3 separate regions of the Homo sapiens genome follow, and all the other regions are linked to region 2. A link is an interaction called in ENCODE POLR2A ChIA-PET data of the cell type or tissue named here. Cell type or tissue: PC-9. All regions are shown on one strand.

Evidence for each region. ChIA-PET counts read pairs that join two places held together with the same protein. Peaks named below come from ENCODE experiments on the same cell type or tissue, not always from the same donor. Only the 100,000 strongest peaks of a DNase experiment are listed, where the experiment ranks them.
Region 1: POLR2A ChIA-PET joins it to region 2 with 9 read pairs; 1 of 35 experiments calls an interaction of 5 or more read pairs at or near these places.
Region 3: POLR2A ChIA-PET joins it to region 2 with 27 read pairs; 1 of 35 experiments calls an interaction of 5 or more read pairs at or near these places.

What each region holds. Positions count from the first base shown.
Region 1 is chr1:16,873,062-16,878,061 of GRCh38, forward strand. It overlaps LINC03126 (long intergenic non-protein coding RNA 3126), which reads left to right. Exons shown (of 2, transcript NR_160658.1): 1 at 1-82; 2 at 662-1,035. It also overlaps the pseudogene LOC124903860 and the pseudogene RNU1-5P. Among named protein-coding and RNA genes, the nearest start is that of TRE-TTC3-1, 3.0 kb to the left of the region's middle. RefSeq lists enhancers at 1,590-2,153, 2,154-2,716 and a silencer at 1,990-2,148. In PC-9, no CTCF peak of the experiment used is centred here; no DNase peak of the experiment used is centred here; H3K4me3 peaks cover 653 bases.
Region 2 is chr1:17,559,781-17,564,780 of GRCh38, forward strand. All of the region lies in intron 1 of ARHGEF10L (Rho guanine nucleotide exchange factor 10 like), which reads left to right. Among named protein-coding and RNA genes, the nearest start is that of ARHGEF10L, 23 kb to the left of the region's middle. In PC-9, no CTCF peak of the experiment used is centred here; DNase peaks (open chromatin) are centred at 211 and 2,001; H3K27ac peaks cover 3,428 bases.
Region 3 is chr1:15,826,758-15,831,757 of GRCh38, forward strand. It overlaps the pseudogene RPS16P1. Among named protein-coding and RNA genes, the nearest start is that of SPEN, 18 kb to the right of the region's middle. In PC-9, no CTCF peak of the experiment used is centred here; DNase peaks (open chromatin) are centred at 244 and 3,104; H3K27ac peaks cover 1,780 bases.

The DNA of each region.
Region 1 (5,000 bases), 690 kb before region 2:
CTCACCTCCGTTGCCAGCGAAGGCGCTCGTTAGGCCTTGGGAAGAGGCGACCGGAGGCGATGCCCGCGAATTTGTTAGGGGGGTAAGCGGCGGGTGAGGTCCTCGAGGGCGGTCCCGTTTGCTGATTGAGCGGTAGACGGAGGCGATGTTCGCTGACCCAACAAGGACAGCAGGTGGAGTAGGCACAGATGGAAAACTGCTGCCGGTGCCCTAAGCAGAAGGCAGGTGGAAAAATCAGCACTAGGACGTCGAAGCGATGGTACCACAGTCAAATCCCACGACGTCTACACTCTACCAAGCACTTGCGCACGCTCCCCCTTTTCCATTCAGTACTCCCAAGAGGGGTTCGGAAGAACCCCGAGTCCATTGTAAGCTCAGGGGAGAGCGGGAGCCAGGGAGGTGAAGTGCGCAGACTCGGCAGCGGCGGCGGGCAGAACCGCGGGGGGGTGAGAGGGCGCGGTGGCTGCGGGGCGGGAGCCGCTGCTGAGAGGCGGCCTGGGTTGTCTTGTGGGGTGACTGTCGGTGGAATCTTTGGTGGAGAGTGGTTTGGAAGAATGGCGAGGGGCGGCAGTGGGGAGGGTGGTGACCCTGAGCGACCGGCCAGGGCGAGGAGGCTGTGCTGTCCCTGCAGGCCATGTGCTCATTTCCACTTACCTGGCAGGGGAGAGACCGTGGTCACGAAGGGGGTTCTCCCAGAGTGAAGCTTCTTCATCTCACTCTAGAGTTGCTGATCCCTGTGATTTCCTCCATGTGGGAAACGGTGTTTGTGCTAGAAGAGGCTGCGCTCTTTACCTGACATAACGGGGTTCAAGACTGACAACGCCTCACGCCCACCCGAAAACGTTTACATGGCTTCCTTGTCTCTTTTTTTTTCTGTCCTAAAGTCGCCTCATCTTCACATCCCCTCTTTTTTTTCTTCCACACTCGAGAGTGTCTCTCTCTCTCAGTAAAAGCTCCACCAAATATTTGAAATATCTCAACCAGAAAGACTGCAATAAATACATTATTTCATTCGTGGAAGGTACAGACCAGCTAGATTGAGAGTTGCTTGATATTTTCTGCTAAACGGTGAGGCATAGAGCACTTGGAAGGTTTCTCTTTGGGCCACTGTTTGTGTACTCTTGGGTTTCCTTCTTTTCCCCAGACAGTATGGCGCTGTGGGGCCAGGGGTAAACCCTGCTTTCCGGCTTTCTGGCTGCAGATAAAGGCCTCAGCTGGTGCAGGAATCAAAAGCAAACCAAAAGACACGTGGGTTCGCCCCAGTGGGTCCAAGATAGAGTCTGACTGTACCAGGATTCCGATTAGAACAGAGGTTGCTGCAGGCACAACGCAGACTACTAACCACTAGAGAATCCCAAGGCGCCCCACACCTACTGCCCGTCGTTTTGCTTCCCCACCCCTCTATTATTTATTTGTATATTTTTTTGAGAGACAGAATTTCGCTTTGTCGCCCAGGCTGGAGGGCAGCGGCACGATCTCGGCTCACTGCTACCTCCGCCTCTTAGGTTCAAGCGATTCTCCTGCCTCAGCCTCCTAAGTAGCTGAGACTACAAACGTGCACCACCACGCCCAGCTAATTTTTGTATTTGTGGTAGAGACGAGCTTTCACCATGTTGGCCCGGCTGGTCTCGAACTCCTGACTTCAAGTGAGTGATCCACCCACCTCGGCCTCCCAAAGTGCTGGGATTACAGGCGTGAGCCACCGCCCCTGGTCCCCCGATTTTTTTTATTAATGTAAAAACATTATGCGATTTTTACTTCTTTATTCTTGGGCAGCTACAGGTTCTTGTGATTTTCTCTCACATCTTCTCCCCATTTCCCCCTCTCCATTCTGATACATGTCCCATCTTCTCTGCATCCAGCCGGTGCCCTCTGCACGGGCATCCTGGGCTGTCCCATTGTCTAGTCCTGGTCTCCCCTGCTTCTCCCTCCTCCTTGTCACGTTTTCCCTTTTGACTCCCCTGCCTCTTTCCCGCTCCCGCCCCACCGACCCCATCTACTGAAGCCGAGTTGAGTGAAGGGAGAGCAAGCGGAACAGATGATTGCCTGAAGGCGGCGCAAAAGAACAGAAAGAGCTACCGTGAGAGCCGTCGGGGAGTTCAGCTTCCCTTGGGCCCTACTTGGCTCAGGCTGGGGTCGCAGATCCAGGCATTTCCAGAGGCACTGGCTTCTGAAGCAGGCGAGGGTGAACGCAGGGTGAAGGCCATTCGGCCGCCCTTCTGGCTTCAGAGTCACGCAATGCACGCGTTTCTAACGTGCAGCAAGACGATTAGTCGACTCAGCCTCTCCGGTTTTCTGAAGCTTTGTAGTCTGCACAGTTGTCCCGCAGAAAGCGAATGGCAACTCCTAGGGTTTAGTGATTGCTTAATCTATATAGAGATGAAAGCAAGCGATTGAGGTTGTCTCTGTGGTGCAATCGGTTAGCGCGTTCGGCTGTTAACCATAAGGTTGGTGGTTAGAGACCACCCAGGGACGTGATTTTAAATGTTGGTTGTGACCAGGCGCAGTGCCTCACGTCTATTAATCCCAACGCTTTGATAGGCTGAAGTAGGGGAAGCCTCCACGGAGCTCAGAAGTTCAAGACCAGTGAGAATCCCACCTCATTTAAAAAAAAAAAAATGCAGTTGTATCTATCTCCTCAGACCCTTCAATGTATTTAAAAGTGAAAGACTGTTCCCTTGTGTCTTGTGCATCCCATGAGGACAGACAGCAGAAGGTCCCCCTCCAAGCCTCCTAGAAAATGAGATCTCTGCAGAACAAACTAGCTTGTATGTACGGGAAACGGAAAGTATTTGAAGGAACAAACTTCAAAAATTCTGCCTTGCTTTCCACAAAAATTAACCCATCACAGTCTGCCTTCAAGTGGCATCATACCTCTTCCCATGACTCCTCCCCCTGCCTTTATGCTATTGTCATGCATTTTACTTTACACCTGTTATAAACCTTACAATCCATCTCTATTACTTTTGTTTCAAGAGTCAGATGTGTTTTTGTTTGTTTGTTTATTTTTGTTTTTTTGTTGCTGGTGGTGGTGTTTTTAAGACGAGTCTCACTCTATCGGACAGGCTGGAGTGCAGTGGCACAGTCTTGGCTCACTGCAACCTCTGCTTTCCGGGTTCAAGCGATTCTCCTGACTCAGACTCCTGAGTAGCAGAGACTACAGGCTTGGGCCACCATATCGGACTAATTTCTGAATTTTTAGTAGAGAGGAAGGTTCACCATATTGGCCAGGATGGTCTCAAACTCCTGACCTCAAGTGATCCACCTTCCTTGAATCCCAAAGTGCTGGGATTCCAGGCGTGAGCCATCGTGCCCGGCTAAACAGTCAGATGTTAAAATTATATATTTGCCTATGTACATGTCATTTCTAGTGTCTTTTTTTTTTCATCCAGATTTTCATCTGGTGTCAGTTTCCTTCTGCCTGGAGGACTCCTTTAACTTGTCTATTAGGTGTCTTAAACTTGCACTGTCATTCACTGATGCTCTGTTCATTTAAAAAAAAACTTGTTGGCCGGGTGCGGTGGCTCACGCCTGTAATGCCAGCACTTTGCGAGGCCGAGGTGGTAGATCAGGAGGTCAGGAGATCGAGACCATCCTGGCTAACACGGTGAAACCCCGTCTCTACTAAAAATACAAAAAAATTAGCTGGCTGTGGTGGCGGGCGCCTGTAGTCCCAGCTACTCAGGAGGCTGAGGCGGGAGAATGGTGTGAACCCAGGAGGCGGAGCTTGGAACCTGTCAAAAGGCATTCTTAGCCTTAAAAGAAAAGCCAGGGACATCCCTTGCCTCAGGACTCTCGAACTTAGAAAAACCTTTCACCCTCTATGTGGATGAATAACAAGGGACAGCTTCAAATGTTCTAATTCAAAGGCTGAGGAATTGCTTTGGACCAGTGGCTTATTTCTCTAAACAGCTAGACCAGGTGGCAGCTAGGTGACTAGGAAGCTTGAGATCTGTGGCTACCATCACTTTATTGTTAGAAGAAACCAGTAAGTTTACCTTGGGACAAAAATTACATGCCATACCACCCCACCCCCACCCCCTGCCACCCCATGAAGTACAGTACAGAGGGTCCTAGAGGCAAAAGTACACCAATGGCTAACAGGGAGCCAGTTACTTAAATATCAGACCCTTCTGCTTGACACCCCAGATGTTACCCTGAAAGTATCCTGATTTTGAAACCCTGCTACTCTGTTGCTGCACCTCACATCTCAAGAAACAGATCCCAAACTCATTGACTCCTGTGTGGAAACCACGGAAGAGCTCTACTCTAGAAGGCCCAACCTTGAAGACAAGCTGTTGTCTAACCCAAATGTTGAGTGGTTTAGAGATGGAAATAGCTATATTCATGAGGGAGTAAGAAAGGAAGCTTAGCCAACAAGAAGTCATTGAGGCCAAGGGTTTACCTTCTCAGACTTCTGTTCAAAAAGCAGAATTAGCTGCTCTAATTAGGGCCTTCCAACCATGAAAAGACTTAAGCTGGACACGGTGGCTCACGCCTGTAATCCCAGCACTTTGGGAGGCCAAGGTGGGTGGATCACCTGAGGTTGGGAGTTCGAGACCGGCCTAGCCAACATGGCGAAACCCCGTCTCTACTAAAAATACAAAAATTAGCCGGGTGTGGTGGGGTGCGCCTGTAATCCCAGCTACTTGGGAGGCTGGGGCATGAGAATCCCTGAGTTTGCAGTGAGCTGAGATTGCAGTGAGCTGAGATCATGCCACTGCACTCCAGCCTGGGCGACACAGCAAGACTCCGTTTCAAAAAAAGAAGAAGAAAACCAAAACCTCAAGAGTCAATGTGTTGACTGACTCTAAATATGGGTTCCTGGTGCTCCATGCTCATGCAGCCATAGGGAAGGAAAGGGGACTATCAAGAGCCAAGGGATCCCCCACACAACTTTACTCAGATCTTGGAACTTTTAGATGCTGTCCAACTCCCAAAGAAATAACAATTACTCACTGCAGGGGACACCAGAAGGGAGACACTTTTATTATTAGAGG
Region 2 (5,000 bases):
GGGTCAGGCTGGTGCCATTTCATTTGCAGGAGTGCTGGGGAGGGTGACTGTCCTCCTCCAGCCACACTGGGTCTGGGTGCCTGGGAGAGACTGAGGTTTCTGGTGCCTGCCCTGGGTTCAGCACTCCTGTCCCTCCACACCTCATGTTCCTGCTTGATTTGAATTCTCAGGGTTGGGTGACTCAGGCATGCCTGATGCCCTGCAAGATTTGGTTCACAAGCAGGTAAATATTAACCCACACGCATAGCTCCAAATGCAAACCTGTTTGGGCTGGCTTCTTGGGGGACAGCTAGGCTCCGAGTGTCCCCCTCTTCCCCCAGCTGATGGCCAAGGTAAGCAGGTGCCCTCCAGGGGAACGAGGTCACCTGCTTTGTGCCAGGTGATTGTACTGAATTCGCACCACTGTCCGGGGGCAGGGGCTGCTGTATCTATTTTACAGCAGAGGAGGAAACCAAGACATCAGGAGGAGGCCAGCTCGGTTTACACAGTTAATGAGAAATGGGCCTATGGCTAGAACCCAGGAGTGCCTCCCTGCAAAGTCCACACTTTCCCCACCTGGATCTCCAGCTGTCTCCTTGCTGTTAGGGTCACAAGGCAATGCTATGTGTATCAGAGGCACCTGAGGTTTGCTTTCTGGCTCCACTTTGCCTGGGCCTCAAATGCCCCTTTTGTGAAGTGGGGCCAGGCTGGTTTGGGGTCCCTGATAGGCAGGAACCAGCCCAGGACACTTGAGTGCAGTAATGGGGCCTGGGCTTGGATTTGGGAGTAACCACCTGGCCAGCCAAACAACGATCTTTTTTTTGAGACGGAGTTTCACTCTTGTTGCCCAGGCTGGAGTACAATGGCGCAATCTCGGCTCACCACAACCTCTGCCTTCTGGGTTCAATAGATTTTCCTGCTTCAGCCTCCTGAATAGCTGGGATTACAGGCATGCACCACCACACCCAGCTAATTTTGTATTTTTAGTAGAGGTGGGGTTTCTCCATGTTGGTCAGGCTGGTCTCGAACTCCTGATCTCAGGTGATCTGCCCACCTTGGCCTCCCAAAGTGCTGGGATTACAGGTGTGAGCCACTGCGCCTGGCCCTCAAGCATCTCTTGAAGACCTGCCAGGAGGCACTGTGGGGACACCCAGGGAGGAGCCACAGTTTCTGTCCTCTGGGAGCTGACACGTGAGCAAGAGTGAGAACACAGGTTTAGGGGCTCCAGGACTGGGTTTGAATCTTGGGTCTTAGTAGCTGTGTGGTCTTGGGCAGGTGCCTTTGCCTTGCTCAGCCTTTGGGGCTCCCTCCAAAGATGGGAATAACAAGCCTTACTTCAGAGTGCATTGTGAGGCTAAAGTGAGATGGTGTCTGCAAAGCTCCCAGCACGTAGTAGGTGCTCAGTAAGGTGGTTTCCCCTGCCCAGAACCTCAGATGACTGTCTTCTAAGTCTGAGAGCAACCAGTGGGCCTCAAAGGCGATTGAGGGCTGCTTCCCCTGCCCTGCACCTCCCCCCCGCCCCGTCATGCTGGCAGCCCGGGAGCAGTCTCTCACGGTTCTGTGGGCAGCTGGAGATGGGGCAGAAGCGGGCGTCAGCTCCACAGTGGGGGCACTGGGAGGTGGGGCCAGGCTTGACTGGGAGGAGAGGGAGATGCTGGCTTTTCCTTGGTCCTGCCCCCCGCAGCCTTGCAGTCAGAGGCAGCCCCAATGAGCCCTCTGCAGTTCTGAGTGCCTTCCTCTCCTGTCTCGCAGAGGGGGAGCCTCACAAACCCTGACAGCAGAAGTGACTTGCCCAGCGTCGATGGGCGCTGGTGGCAGAGCCAGGCTGACCCCCAGCCTGAGGCCCACCCGATCCCGATGCTGCACTCCTAGCTCCTTGGCGTAGGTCCCTGGGGCTGTCGGGTGCCCTGGCCTCCCTGGCCTGCCCTGGAGCCAGCTATGAAGGAATATTCTGGGGCACATGACTCACAAGGCTGGCCCTTCCACTTTTTGTTTTCCTTTCTTTTACTTTTCCCTAATACGGTCTCCTGTGGCCCTTGCTTCTCCTTTCTTGGGGCTCTGAGATGGCAGTGCCTTTTGCCCTGGAAAGCCTGTCCTGGCAGAGCTCCTGTTAGCTGTCGACCACAGCTGCTCAATCGGGAAGGTTCCAAGGGAGGCCGAGCAAAGGCATCAGAGCTGCACAGACCTGGGCCATAGCTTGGCTGACCTACTCCCTAGCTATGTGACCTTGGACAAGTCGCTTTGCCTCTCTCAGCCTCAGTTTTCAGATTCAGTTCAATCCAACCAACATTTATTGAAGACTTGTTAGTGCCCAGTATGATATTAGCCATTGCAGGTGGAGCAGCTCCCCTGGGAACCTCAAGATTGAGTCGGGGTTGGGTGTAGTGGCTCACACCTGTAATCCCAGCACTTTGGGAGGCTGAAGTGGGTGCATCACTTGATCCTAGGACTTGGAGACCAGCCTGGGCAGCATGATGAGACCCCGTCTCTACGAAAAAATACAAAAAATTGGCTGGGCGTGGTGGCGTACACCTGTAGTCCTAGCTACTCAGGAGGCTGAAGTGGGAGGATCATTTGAGCCTGGGTAGTAGAGGCTGCAGTGAACCATAATAGTGCCACTGCACTCCAGCCTGTGCAACAGAGTGAGACCTTGTCTCAAACAAACAAACAAAAAGAGTGGGGAGTCAAGTGGGGCCCTGGATATCCACCTCATAGCGTTGTGAGGATCACGTGAAATAACACATAAAGCACTGCATATGGTTCCTGGTTTTAGTAGAGTCTCAGAAATGACAGTGAGCATTCATTTATTCCTGGCTAGTGAGAGCAGTGCTGAGATTTCAGGTGAATCATTGTCACTTTGATTTCATACTTGTTAGCAGGAAAGTGCGGAGGCTGCTTCTGCTGGTACTGTGTTGATTTTTTGTATACATTGGCGAGGTGAGCTAGTCCCTGGTTGTGAGCTGAGGCTGCCATGTTCCCATGTGTGCCCAGACCTTTGAAGGAGGAAGCGCAGCCCATGTGGTGCCCTGTCCTAGGGCAGTCCACTCCTGGCCCATGCTGGGCACCCAAGAGGTGTTTGTTGAACTAATAGGAGAGGCAGTGGCAAGCTGGGGCACATCCTAGCAGTGTGATTGACGTGGGAGCCGGGGGTCTGGGAGCCACAGCAGGCGGCCATGGGACCATCTGACCAGGGCAAGAGGGGCCCTGGGATAGGAGCGGAAGTTGAGGACTGGCCTGTGCAGGAGGAGAGGCCTCATTCTGAGAAACTCGAGGATGAGGGGAGGGCTGGATGCGGGGAGGAGGCAGATTTAGACTCTTCTCCTGGGGGACGATGAATCTTCTGCCAAAGGAAGAATTTCAATATGGGGGTATGATGTGGGTCAGTGATTCGGGCTTAGAGTGGGGGGCATTTATGGAATACCCACACTGGGCCAGGCACAGGGCTAGGATCAGTAAGCTTTGTCAGAGAGCCCTTTTCTTTTTTTTTTTTTTTGAGACAGGGTCTCGTTCCATTGCCCAGGGTGGAGCGCAGTGGCGCCATCTTGGCTCACTGCACCCTCGACCTCCCAGGCTCAAGTGATCCTCCCACTTTAGCCTCCTGAGTAGCTGGGACTACAGGCGTGTACCACCATGCCTGGCTAATTTTTGTATTTTTTGTAGACATGGGGTTTCCCCATGTTGCCCGGGATGGTCTTGAACTCCTGAGCTCAAGGAATCTGCCTGTCTCGGCCTCCCAAAGTGCTGGAGTTACAGGCATGAGCCACTGTGCCCAGGCCCTTTTTCTTTTCTGTTTGTTCACTGATGTGTCCCAAGTACTCAGAACAGGACTTGGCTCATGGAGGTGCTTAATAAATGTGGGTTGAATGAATGAATGGTTGGATGAATGAATGAATATTACCTAATTGGGTCTCAGGAGTGTCATGACACCCAGTTTGCAGATGAATAAACTGAGGCTTAGGGAGGTTAAGTTGCACATTTGCTAGGTTGTGGAGCTGGGATTTGGAGTCCCCACTGTCTGACTCCAGAGCCGGTGCACAGACCCACCCATCTATTAGGATCCTCAAGGAGGAATTCTTTCTGTGGCTGACAGGTTGGATTTCAACCTCTCAAAGACCCCTCCGTCGTCTGAGAGCGTCTGATTGTGGGAAGAAACAAAATGACCCAGACAACAGCTGGGTCAGTGCTGCAAGTGACAGCAGATGGCTCCTGCCACTAACTCCTGTTCTGATCAGTGGGTGCCCTTTCAAGGAGCCAGGTTGGGAGAGAGATGGATGCTGCCAGCCCCAAGGAGGCCCTTCCAGGCTTGGTCTGACATCATCGTTATCCTCAGCCACAGAGCGGGAGGGTGCTGGCTCTGGCACAGCTGGCACATAGTGCTTGCTCTGGCCTGCACAGTGGGGCCCGTGTCTCAGGTCACCCCTGCCTGGGTGCATCTCCAGGGTGGTGGCTAGATGGCCTGGGTGAATCCCAGGTGTTCACGGGGACATGTGCCTGCCCTCAGCCCCCAGGTGGTTCTGGACCAGAATGCCCAGGAGCTTAGGGCTGGGACCCAGAGAGACTTGGAGGGGGGCTGCTTTGAGAGGCTCTGTTAGGGGCAGTGCCGCTGCAACACTTCAGGGGGGCCACTGGTCTTGGGCACTTGATCTGAGTCCCCCAAGTTCTCCTCCTGATGTGCTGTCCCACTGGGGCCCTGTCCTACTTGCTCCCATGGGTGGAGGCTTCATGGTCCCACCTGAGTGTACCCCAGCAGCACAGGAGCCCAGCTGACTGGTGGCTGGCTCGTGGCTGAGGTTTTAACCTGTAAATACTGTAGGGGCTCAAGACACAGGCTCTGCAGCCACGTGGCCTGGGTTCAAAGGCCAGCGCTCTCATTTATTGACTATGTGACCTCGAGCAATTTTCTGAACCTCTCTATGCCTCTATTTCCTAACCTGTAAAAGGGAATGAGAGTGGCCCCTGTCTCAGAGGGTTTTTAGGAGGAAATTATAGGAGCTGTAGGAGTAAAGGGCTTGGATTAGCAC
Region 3 (5,000 bases), 1.7 Mb before region 2:
CCGGGATTACAGGCATGAGCCATCACACCTGGCCAATTTTTGTGTTTTTTTAGTAGAGTTAGGGTTTCATCACATTGGCCAGCTGGTCTCGAACTCCTGACCTCAAGTGATATGCCTGCCTCGGCTTCCCACAGTGCTGGGATTACAGGTGTGAGCCACCCTGCCAGGCCACCTGCTCCACTTTCTTGACTTCCTGGACACCACCCTTTCCTGGTTATCCTCCGACCTAACTGGTTGTTCCTTCTCATCCTGCTTTGCAAACCTTCTTCTCAGACCTTTTAACAGTGGAGTGCTTCAGGGCTTCCTTTATCCTATTTCCTTCTATATTTATGTTAGTGATCTCATCCGGTTTGAGGCTTTTAAATGCTAGCTATATATAGGATAACTCTCTCACACACAAATATACATAATATACAAAAAGGGCATATATAAAAATATACATCTCCAGAACTTCCTCCTAAATCAAGACCCATATATCCAATAGCCCACCAGCGTCTCCCTTTGATATCTAATAAACACCTCAAATTGAACATGCCCAAACTGAACTTCTGCTCTTCCCCTGCAGAACTGCTCTATCCAGTCCTCCTTCATTACAACTCTTTTAGTTGCCCAGGTCAAAAAATGTTTTGGCTCATCCTTGCCTCCTCTTTTTATCAATCCCAGGTTCAACCTACCAGAAAGTCTGCTTGGATTTACTGTTAAAATATATCCAGGGCCCGGTGGCTCACACCTGTAATCCCAGCACTTTGGGAGGTCAGGAATTTGAGACCTGCTTGACCAACACGGTGAAACCCCATCTCTACTAAAAAATACAAAAAATTAGCCAGGCGTGGCGGCACATGCCTGTAATCACAGCTACTTGGGAGGCTGAGACAGGAGAATCGCTTGAACCCGGGAGGTGGAGGTTGCAGTGAGCCATGATGTCGCCCACACTGGGCGACAAGAGTGACACGCCATCTCAAAAAAAAAAAAATTAGCCAGGCAGTAGTAGCACACACCTGTTGTCCCAGCTACTCAGGAGGCTGAGGCACCTGGAAGGCGGAGGTTGCAGTGAGCCGAGATTGCACTACTGCACTCCAGTCTCGGCGACAGAGTGAGACCCTGTTTCAAACAAACAAACAAACAAAAAAAACGGCCAGGCGCGGTGGCTCATGCCTGTAATCCCTGTACTTTGGGAGGCTGAGACAGGCAGATCACGTGAGGTCAGGAGTTCGAGACCAGCCTGGCCAATATGGTGAAACCCCGTCTCTACTAAAAATACAAAAATTAGCTAGGCGTGGTGGTAGATGCCTGTAATCCCAGCTACTTGGGAGTCTGGGGCAGAATAGCTTGAACCTGGGAGGCGGAGGTTGCAGTGAGCCGAGATCGCACCACTGCACTCCAGCCTGGGCGACAGAGTGTGACTCCGTCTCAAACAAAAAAACAAAACAAAACAAACAAAAAAACACACTCACTCTAGTCCACGCCCGCAGCCATGCCGACCAAGGGCCCGCTGCAGTCGGTGCAGGTCTTCGGACGCAAGAAGACAGCCACAGCTGTGGCGCACTGCAAACGCGGCAATGGTCTCATCAAGGTGAACGGGTGGCCCCTGGAGATGATTGAGCTGCGCATGCTACAATACAAGCTGCTGGAGCCAGTTCTGCTTCTCGGCAAGGAGCGGTTTGCTGGTGTGGACATCTGTGTCCGTATGAAGGGTGGTGGTCACGTGGCCCAGATTTATGCTATCCATCAGTCCATCTCCAAAGCCCTGGTGGCCTACTACCAGAAATATGTGGATGAGGCTTCCAAGAAGGAGATCAAAGACATCCTCATCCAGTATGACCAGACCCTGCTGGTAGCTGATCCTCGTTGCCGGGAGTCCAAAAAGTTTGGAGGCCCTGGTGCCCATGCTCGCTACCAGAAATCCTACCGATAAGCCCATCATGACTATCAAAATTCACCTGTATAATAAACAGTTTTTGAGGGATTTTAAAGTTAAAAAACAAAACAAAACAAAAAACACAAAAATTAGCCAGGTGTGGTGGCATGTGCCTGTAATCCTAGTTACCCAGGAGGCTGAAGCAGGAGAATCGCTGGAACCCAGGAGGCAGAGGCTGCAGTGAGCCGAGATCATGCCACTGCACTCCAGCCTGGGTGACAGAGCAAGACTCCATCTGAAAAAAAAAAATCTCTCTCTCTCTCTATATGTATCTCCAGGATATATTTTGGTCATTAAAGCCACCCTCCCCTTCACTTGGATTACTGATATGGCCGATTCATTTGGCTCCTGCTTCTACCCTGGGCCTCTTTTTTTTTTTTTTTTTTTTTTGAGACGGACTTTCGCTCTGTTGCCCAGGCTGGAGTGCAATGGCGCAATCTCGGCTCATCGCAAGCTCTGCCTCCAGGGTTCACCCATTCTCCCACCTCAGCCTCCGGAGTAGCTGGGACTACAGGCCCCCTCCACCACGCCCGGCTAATTTTGTTTTTGTATTTTTAGTAGAGACGGGGTTTCACCCTGTTAGCCAGGAGGGTCTCGATCTCCTGACCTCGTGATCCGCCCACCTCGGCCTCTCAAAGTGTTGGTATTACAGGGCCCAGGGCCTCTTATTTTCAATACTTTGGGCAATCCTTCTAAAACCTGTCATATCATTAAAAGCCATAAAAACCTATTACAGTTTACCAGGTTCTACAGATCTGCCCCACACACTCCTCTGACTCTTTGACATTCATCCTATACCCCCGTCTTGACCATTCTATTTTTTTTGAGACAGGGTCTCACTGTCACCCAGGCTGGAGTGCAGTGGCTCAATCAAGGCTCACTGCAGCCTCGACTCACTTCCCAGGCTCAGGCAATTCTCCCACCCAAGTAGTTGGGACCACAGGTGCACGCCACCATGCCTGGATAACTTTTATATTTTTTGTAGAGACGAGGTTTCACCATGTTCCCAGGTGGGAGTGCAGTGGTGCAATCATAGCTCACTGTAACCTCAAACTCCCAGGCACAAGCAATCCTCCTGCCTCAGCATCCCAAGTAGCTGGGACTAAAGGCGCACAACACCACGCCCAGGTAATTGTAACATGCTGTAGAGACCAGTCTCGCTATGTTGCACAGGTTGACCTGGAACTCCTAGCCTCAAGCAATCTTCTCACCTCTGCCTCCCAAAGTGCTGGGATTACAGGCATGAGCCACCACGCCCAGCTATGACCATCCTATTTCAACCACACTGATTTCCTTCCTCTATTTCATATGTGCCAGTCATGCTTGCTCCTCCCTGAAGGTGTTTTCATTTACGATTCCCTTTGCAGTCTCTTCCCTAGATATCCACGATTTGCTCCCTTAGCTCCTGCAAATCTTCATTCATAAATTATCTCTTTGTTGGGGCGCCATGTCACACACCTGTAATCCTAGCACTTTGGGGAGATGAAGCGGGAAGATAACTTGAGCCAAAGAGTTAGAGGCTGCAGTGAACTAGCATTACACCACTGCATTTCAGTCTGGGTGACGGCGAGACCCTTTCTCTAAAAAAGTACAAATAAAAGTAAAACCATCTCCTTCTTGAGGCCTATCCTAACCACCTCATTTAAAATTGCAAGACTTGCTTCATCTCTATTATCCTTCACTGTATTTTCACTATAGCACTTGCCACTTTTATTATTTAATTTCCTTATTGTCTGTCTCCCTTCTCCTCCACCAGGGGTAAGCTCCATGAGAACAGGGATCTTTGCTTTGTTTTTATTCAGTGATGTACCTAAACACCGGTGACAGGCTCTGGCACATTGTTTGATGCTCAAAAATTGTTAAACAAGTAAATTAAAATCCTGAGTTTTCAGAGTCTTTTTGATATATTGTCTAACTAGGCCACTATACCATGATGCCAACATGATAAATCTACAGGTTTCATATAATCTGCACACTTGTCAGGATAGAATTTTGCTTTGGGGATGACCATTTTGTACTCTGGCAGGACAAACAAATGTTGGATGTCTCAGGGGCTTTGTTTACTTTTATAGATGTGTTTCTATTTTTCTTCTTCTTTTGAGACGGCGTCTCGCTCTGTCGCCCAGGCTGGAGTGCAGTGGCATCATCTTGGTTCACTGCAATCTCCGCCCTCCCTGGTTCAAGCGATTCTCCTGCCTCAGCCTCCGGGACTATAGGCGCGTGCCAGCACGCCTGACTAATTTTTATGTTTTTTAGTAGAGACGGGGTTTCACCATGTTGGTCAGACTGGTCTGGATTTCCTGACTTCGTGATCTGCCCGCCTCGGCCTCCCAAAGTGCCGGGATTACAGGCATGTGCCAGCGTGCCTGGCCATGTTTCTATTTTTCTAAGTATACTGTTGCTGCAAGGATTTGTTCCTTGAACTCCAATACTTCTGAAGTACAGGGAAGCATTTTATAACCAACTCTCTGAACGTTTTGCCTCAAAGGAGAAAAAATTATTACACCGTGTGGGAGTGCTAACTGCAGCCAAAAATATTTTGAAGGACTTCCCATATTACTAAAGTCTCTAAAGAACCTCATTTATCTTTACTAGGAAAAAGTTATTGCTGTTTTAAATTCTCTTCTATTCCAGAATTTGCCTTGAGAAGCTGTTCTTTCCTTGAACAATGGATTAAAAAAAAAAAAAAAAAGAACAAATCCAAAGGCATGGGCAAAAGGGGCCTAGTCCACACCATTTACTTTTTTTTTTTTTTTTTTTTTTGAGACAGAGTCTCGCTCTGTCGCCCAGGCTGGAGTGCAGTGGCACGATCTCGGCTCACTGCAAGCTCCGGCTCCCAGGTTCACGCCATTCTCCTGCCTTAGCCTCCCGAGTAGCTGGGACTACAGGCGCCCACCACCACACCCGGCTAATTTTTTTTTTTAATTTTTAGTAGAGACGGGGTTTCACCGTGTTAGCCAGGATGGTCTCGATCTCTGACCTCGAGATCTGCCTGCCTCGGCCTCCCAAAGTGCTGGGATTACAGGCGTTGAGCCACTGCACCCAGCCCAGCCCACACCATTTCTATACTGCCTTGACTGTC